Regions from separate parts of the Homo sapiens genome. Here region 1 is linked to region 2. Evidence: read pairs that join two places in POLR2A ChIA-PET (ENCODE). Cell type or tissue: OCI-LY7. All regions are shown on one strand. Each heading gives the region's core, and the rest is flanking DNA. Links, peaks and the distances in the headings are about the cores only. Region 1 holds the start of SKAP1-AS2 (SKAP1 antisense RNA 2). Region 2 overlaps SKAP1 (src kinase associated phosphoprotein 1).

Region 1 (2,926 bases), core at 162-2,661, 86 kb after region 2:
TTTGAACTCTCAGACTCGGATCTCTCTGCTATTAGTCTGAGGAAACAGACAGCAACAACGCTGATTACAGCCACCGGCCTCAACAATTTTTTTTTCTAACTAGCAATTTCGAGTGCAAGTGCCACAGTGTCAGCTAAAGAAACACAACTGCGGGTTTTCTGCAGAGCAAAATGGTTCTGAAATGTCACTGAATAGCTCACAAAGGACGCCAATCTACGACAACAGAGACATAAGCATATAGGAGAAAGGGTCCACACATCCTCCTTTCAAAGGTATGTTGTTTACATGCATGTAATTTGTGAAACCCACAGCTATTCAATTCAGGGTTTTCGCAGAAGTCTAAACCAAAATCTGTGTAGAAAGCAATTATCAAGATTCCTCCAAAAGTCACAGAAATTTGGGTGTGGGGAAATTATGACATGTTATACACATAAATAGATGCCCTACATAGTACATGACCTATATAGTATAGTCTTCAAGTTCCCAAGACATCAATTATGGCTGTTACGTGGTGATGATACTTCAGCATCACCTCCATGTGATTTGACTCACAAGTTTTCAAAAGTGGCCTAAATCTGGACATGTCAATATATAGTAGCAACAGTTACTTTGAGAGGAAAATATGGAATGTTGATTCCTTAAAGTTCTTTCCAGGAATGTCCCCATGGCTCATCTGACACATGGTAAGGGTATATGATGGTACACCTATGTGACAAAAAGAGCCAGCATGACAAAGGCTGCATCTATGCCAAAGTAAAATAGCTTTTGGTACTGCTTATTTTTTCCCAACTTAAATGGCTATTTGTAAAAATTTAAATGACTAACAGACCAGTAGTTTTAGGCACAAAAGTCTAAAACAGAGAATGAAACAACCTGTAGAAAGCCCTCTGCTAGACTCTTATATGATCACTATGTTTTGCACGAAGCAACTGGGCAAAGGAAGTTGACTTCAATCGGGCAAGATCACAGTCAAGTTCAGCACTGCTTTCTGATTCCATAGACGTCTAAATCTGGAAGTGACAGTGCAAACCTTACTTGTGTTAAGGAAGAAGACTTATTGTACTTTAAACTAAAAAGAGAAACTAGTAATTTGAACATAAACTACAACTTGTATTTCCTTTCTTTTTAAAGCAGGGACCTAAAAATTGTAGCATATGATAAGGAGAAAAAAGTCATACTTTGAAAAAAGAAAAGGAAGGTCATGACATCCTAGGCAAGCAATTGAAAGGATTCAAAAAATTCTGAGTCCATCTTTAAAGATACTTTTTTTCTTTTACAATAAGCTTGCCGTTTTTCACCTAGGTCACAGAAAGCTTGCTGCAGATCAGGAAATGTCTTCAGTTTCCAAAGCCTCTCATAGCAGTGAGTCACTTCCTCTTTTTTTTTTTTTTCCATTTTCGCTGTTTATGGGTAAACATTGCTCTATTTGGATATATTTAATATTTTTGTGTCTGGCACAAATTTATCCATAAGGATCTAGCTTCTTTTCATACGTAATTCCTTTAATTTCCTGTCTGAGATCCACCTGTAGAATTATACTTCCGGTCTCCATCTACATCCTGTTTAAAGATATCACCGAGAGTGATATACCAATTTTTTAAAATTCTAAGCATTAGGAAAATGAGTACATAACACATTTATGTGTCTATGTGTATATACTATTTATGTAAACATATAATATATGCAAAACATATATGCATATACACATACGATATATGCAAATCTGTATATAGAAAAACTTAGTTTACTCAAGATTATTAAAATTGATCCTGGGAACAAAACAATACACCTTTTCTAGGCATTTATCCCTACTATAGAGACAGAGAAAGAAAGATTGTGAGAGGGAGACACACACATTCAGATGAGCCTTCAGGGAATTGTATGAACTTTTGAACCAGAGATGGAGAGCCAGAGCCCAGCCTGTTCCCACTTTAATAAACATTTTTTTCTTCAATTAATTAAGGTTTGGAAAGAAAAAAAAACCACAGAAGAGAAGTAATTTAGCATGCAATGCATACTTTACAGATGGATCCTACCTTCGGATGCTTATTAAATCTATGCATGACTGCGCTGGAGAAAATTAATTGCATTGTTTCTCACTATTGGAAAATAGGTTGCAAACAGCTCAAAAATAAAAAGGAAAATGAAGCAAGGTGGTTGTTGTTGTTTAAAAAAACAGCTATAGTATAAAAGAAATACTTTCAAAGTCCTAAAACAAGTAATACCCACGACTGGCATAAGAGCATAGATTTCTTTAAAATTGTTTTGATGTTTCAAAATACCATATATGCTGCCAGAATACATGTATCTACTTTAAGTTTGCAAATATTCTGGTCTAACTAAAATTTCCTACTCAGTAGCATTTGAACTATTCAGTTAAGTGGTAAGTTTTTGTTCAAATCCTGCTGTGAGGAAAGATTTACGTGAGCAGCTGGGAGTAGACACTGGCACACATTCACTGCATCATGGTTGGCTGGTATTCTCTCCATTCCAGTCTTGGGAAAAAGTGATAACTTCCTCATTTTTTCAGAGAAAAATAGAAAATATTATTATAAAATATTCAGAATACAGGTAATCATTTGCATTTTATCATCTTTAATTAGGAAAAAAAAAAGCACTACAGCTTCAGAAACTGAAGCCATTTTTCCTTTTCTGAAGGCCTGCTGGTGGAAGTTGAACTGTAACCTCTCTTAGACTGTCCTGAAAATGACCTTTATCAAACTTGAAAGGAGCATTCTCTGTCTAAGGAGTTAGACATTAATTTTCCTAACTCACATATTTCTAGATTTAAAAAAAATCCTTGTGTTACTTCCTTATAGACACTCCTTTTGGTAGGCCTTACCCTGTTGTTGACTGACTAAAAACATTTCACTTAAGAACTTCTAAACTTACTTGATTCCATGACCTAAATAGATGGTGGTTTTAT
Region 2 (2,926 bases), core at 221-2,720:
GGGTTGCAATTTACAAAGTATTATTGTATTACTGGGCATGACCAGAATTTGATCAAGTACCTGTAGATCAAATCAAATCAAGAAAAATTTATCTGGAACCTTCCACGTGGGAGGTTTTGTGCCAGAGAGCACAGAATTCCTAGAATGTCCTAGAATGACTTCAGATCAGTGCAAAGACAGAGACAGCACAGACATGATTTTAATTTATAGGGTTGGAAAAGTACAAGGCTATAAAACAGGACACCTGTTGTCTTGCATTTATGTTAAAGGTTTCACCTTTTTAAAAAATAATCAGAAACACATAATCATTAGTCTTGACATAAATTATACTTTAGATTGGGAGTGGAAATCGTGTTTTCAGAATAGGAAGGAAGGAAAAGTAAAACCAACTGCATGTAATTTTTCAAGTGGAAACAACGGCAATATGAAGATATATGGGCGTTAGACCCACTGGTAGAGGAAGGAGGCTGTGCTCTCTTACCTCTTACCATGTCACTCCTGTGACCTCTACCATTTGAAATGCTTTGATTCCACCTTGCCCAAGGGACCTGTGAGCACCGGGGAAAGGGATGAAGGATGCCTATGCCTGACCTCACCTTTACATTGTCTAACGACTGAAGGTATAAATCAGCTTTCCCCTTGAAGACCCAAGTGTCAGTAGCTCATGTGAAATGCTGGAAATATTAAATGATGTCCCCGAGGGTTTTACTGTTACTCAGTTTTCTCCTGTAACTGGGAGAGCTGTTCACATGAAGGATACTCTCCCCCAGGACCTCAATTTGTATATAAAATGAAGTATGAAACTCCAACAACTTCTTGCCAGTTTGGAAAGAAAATAAACAATTAGGGGAGGCTGCACTTAGCCCATTGTCCTGTTTATATTTCATTTATCTCTTTGACTATTCCTAGTGAACAGTTTACACCAACAAAGGTGTGATAACACTCTTATTACAAATCCTTATTTCCAGGGCAACAAATCTTTGACAGTTACAAAATCACCATAGACAATTCAATGTGTTTTTGTAATGGACAAGAACAAAAGCTCTTCCTTTAATCCTATTTAGCAGAGGGAGTGTGCTAATAATTAGAAGTGAGAGGCAAGTGTCTGGATGCCAGGGTTCCATGTCTAGCTAGGACTTGGGCCTGTATCTAAATCTCCCTTCCAGATTCTTTCTGCAGAATTTACAAAATCTATGGATGCTTACTTCTCCTAATATACCTTGATTCATTAATCCTCACCACTACCTCTATAATATGAGTAATTTTCTATAATAAGAAAAATGACCATTTTTCTCTTGATGGAGAAATTAAAGTGACTTGCTCAAGCCTCCTAGTTAGTAAGTGGACAAGGCAGGAACAGAAGGAATTATCATGGCAATCCTTAGCATTAGTCTGTCTACATCTCAGTCTTTCCTCCTCCTCTTTCCATCAAAAACTTAAGTACTGCTACACAAAGAATACAGTCCTTATTATAGAAACATTATTATACATTTATGTGGGGCTTTAAAATTTTTTAGAGCACTGTCAAACCTCCTATTTAACTTGGTTTTTATAATAGTCCTATTAGGTTTGTATTTACAGAGTCTGGAAGGATAGGATAAAAGTAATAAGAAACAAAATAGTTGAGAAGAAAAGCCAGTGAAATATTAAGGATTACCTAAGACATTGTAGAATCTTAATTACCCCAGGTTTGTAAAAGCTGGCCAGATACATGAAAATATTGATTAGACTGACTGTGCCTGTGCTGTAACAGGGGAATGATCACTAAATGACTCTTTGCTCTGTGTTCTAAGGTTGGATTCCATGTATGAAAGGATATTCAGAAGAGTGTAATGTGCTCTCTTAACATGAGCTCTCTTGCCATTTAACTATGGCTGAATTAGGGGCAAACAGCACTGCTTCTCTAGAGGTAAGAGAAAGTGTGAGGGCTGAAGGTGATTTCAAACAGCAGGTGAAGGAAGATGAAGAAATAGATACTTTTCCCCTCAGAAGTCTAAAACATCTTCTGAATCAGGCCCGGTTGTTTTGTTGTTGTTGTTTTATAAGTAGAATTGGTGCTGCTTAAATGGTGTGTGTTTAAGTTAACTGGAAAAGGGCCCCTCTTCCAAAATATCTTTTCAACTGACTTCTGTAATTCCTGAAATTCCATCATTTGGGGCCCATTCCCTTAGATTAAAGCATTATTCCCTGTTGAACTACAAATGCCTCTGGGAGAGGTAGCACATTAATCGAGATATTCTCATCCACAGTGTGGTAACAAGCTAGTACATCAGAAATCACTGGGAGGAGGAGGCACAGAGCTCCAGCTCTCCTAGGGATAAGGCACAGCTGTCTGTACCTATGCGGTAGACCACTGAGTAGAGGTAGATAACTGACAGATGTCAGGTAGCGACGCTTATCCATGAGGTCACGTGTGTGTGGCTGGCACTGTTATACGGAGCCATTATCAGTCATCGACACCTTGGAGCCGTGGTTCGTAACTCTGGCTGCACATCGGAATCACCTGTCTACTTTTTAAAAAAGTGTAGATACCTGAACTGCACCCCAGATATACTGATTCAGGATTATCTGGAGTGGGGCTGAGGCATGTTTATTTTTACAAAGTTCTATGAGTAGTTCTGATGCTCACCTAGGGCTAAGAACCACAGCCTCAGAGTAGATTTGTATGTTAGGTCCTTATCATCCTGATGGCTTGCTGGAGGGCCTTGGTGAGGTGGGCCCAGGGAGGCCCCCAGGTGGAGGGCCTGGACAGTGAGTATCAGAACAAGCACGAGGGGCAAGAGAAGTGCTATAGGCACCAAAGTAACCAAAGGTGACCTGGAAAAGAGCCAAGACAACTTGTACTCACAGCAATTTTAACAAACTACCCAGGATCATTATTACCAAGACTAGAATAAACTACATTAATCAACCAATAAAAGTTAGG

Evidence for each region. Peaks named below come from ENCODE experiments on the same cell type or tissue, not always from the same donor. Only the 100,000 strongest peaks of a DNase experiment are listed, where the experiment ranks them.
Region 1: POLR2A ChIA-PET joins it to region 2 with 5 read pairs; 2 of 35 experiments call an interaction of 5 or more read pairs at or near these places.

What each region holds. Positions count from the first base shown.
Region 1 is chr17:48,294,244-48,297,169 of GRCh38, forward strand. All of the region lies in intron 4 of SKAP1 (src kinase associated phosphoprotein 1), which reads right to left. It overlaps SKAP1-AS2 (SKAP1 antisense RNA 2), which reads left to right and starts at 104. Exons shown (of 2, transcript NR_131240.1): 1 at 104-272. In OCI-LY7, for the core only: no CTCF peak of the experiment used is centred there; a DNase peak (open chromatin) is centred at 1,328; H3K4me3 peaks cover 674 bases.
Region 2 is chr17:48,207,777-48,210,702 of GRCh38, forward strand. All of the region lies in intron 4 of SKAP1 (src kinase associated phosphoprotein 1), which reads right to left. Among named protein-coding and RNA genes, the nearest start is that of MIR1203, 53 kb to the left of the region's middle. In OCI-LY7, for the core only: no CTCF peak of the experiment used is centred there; no DNase peak of the experiment used is centred there.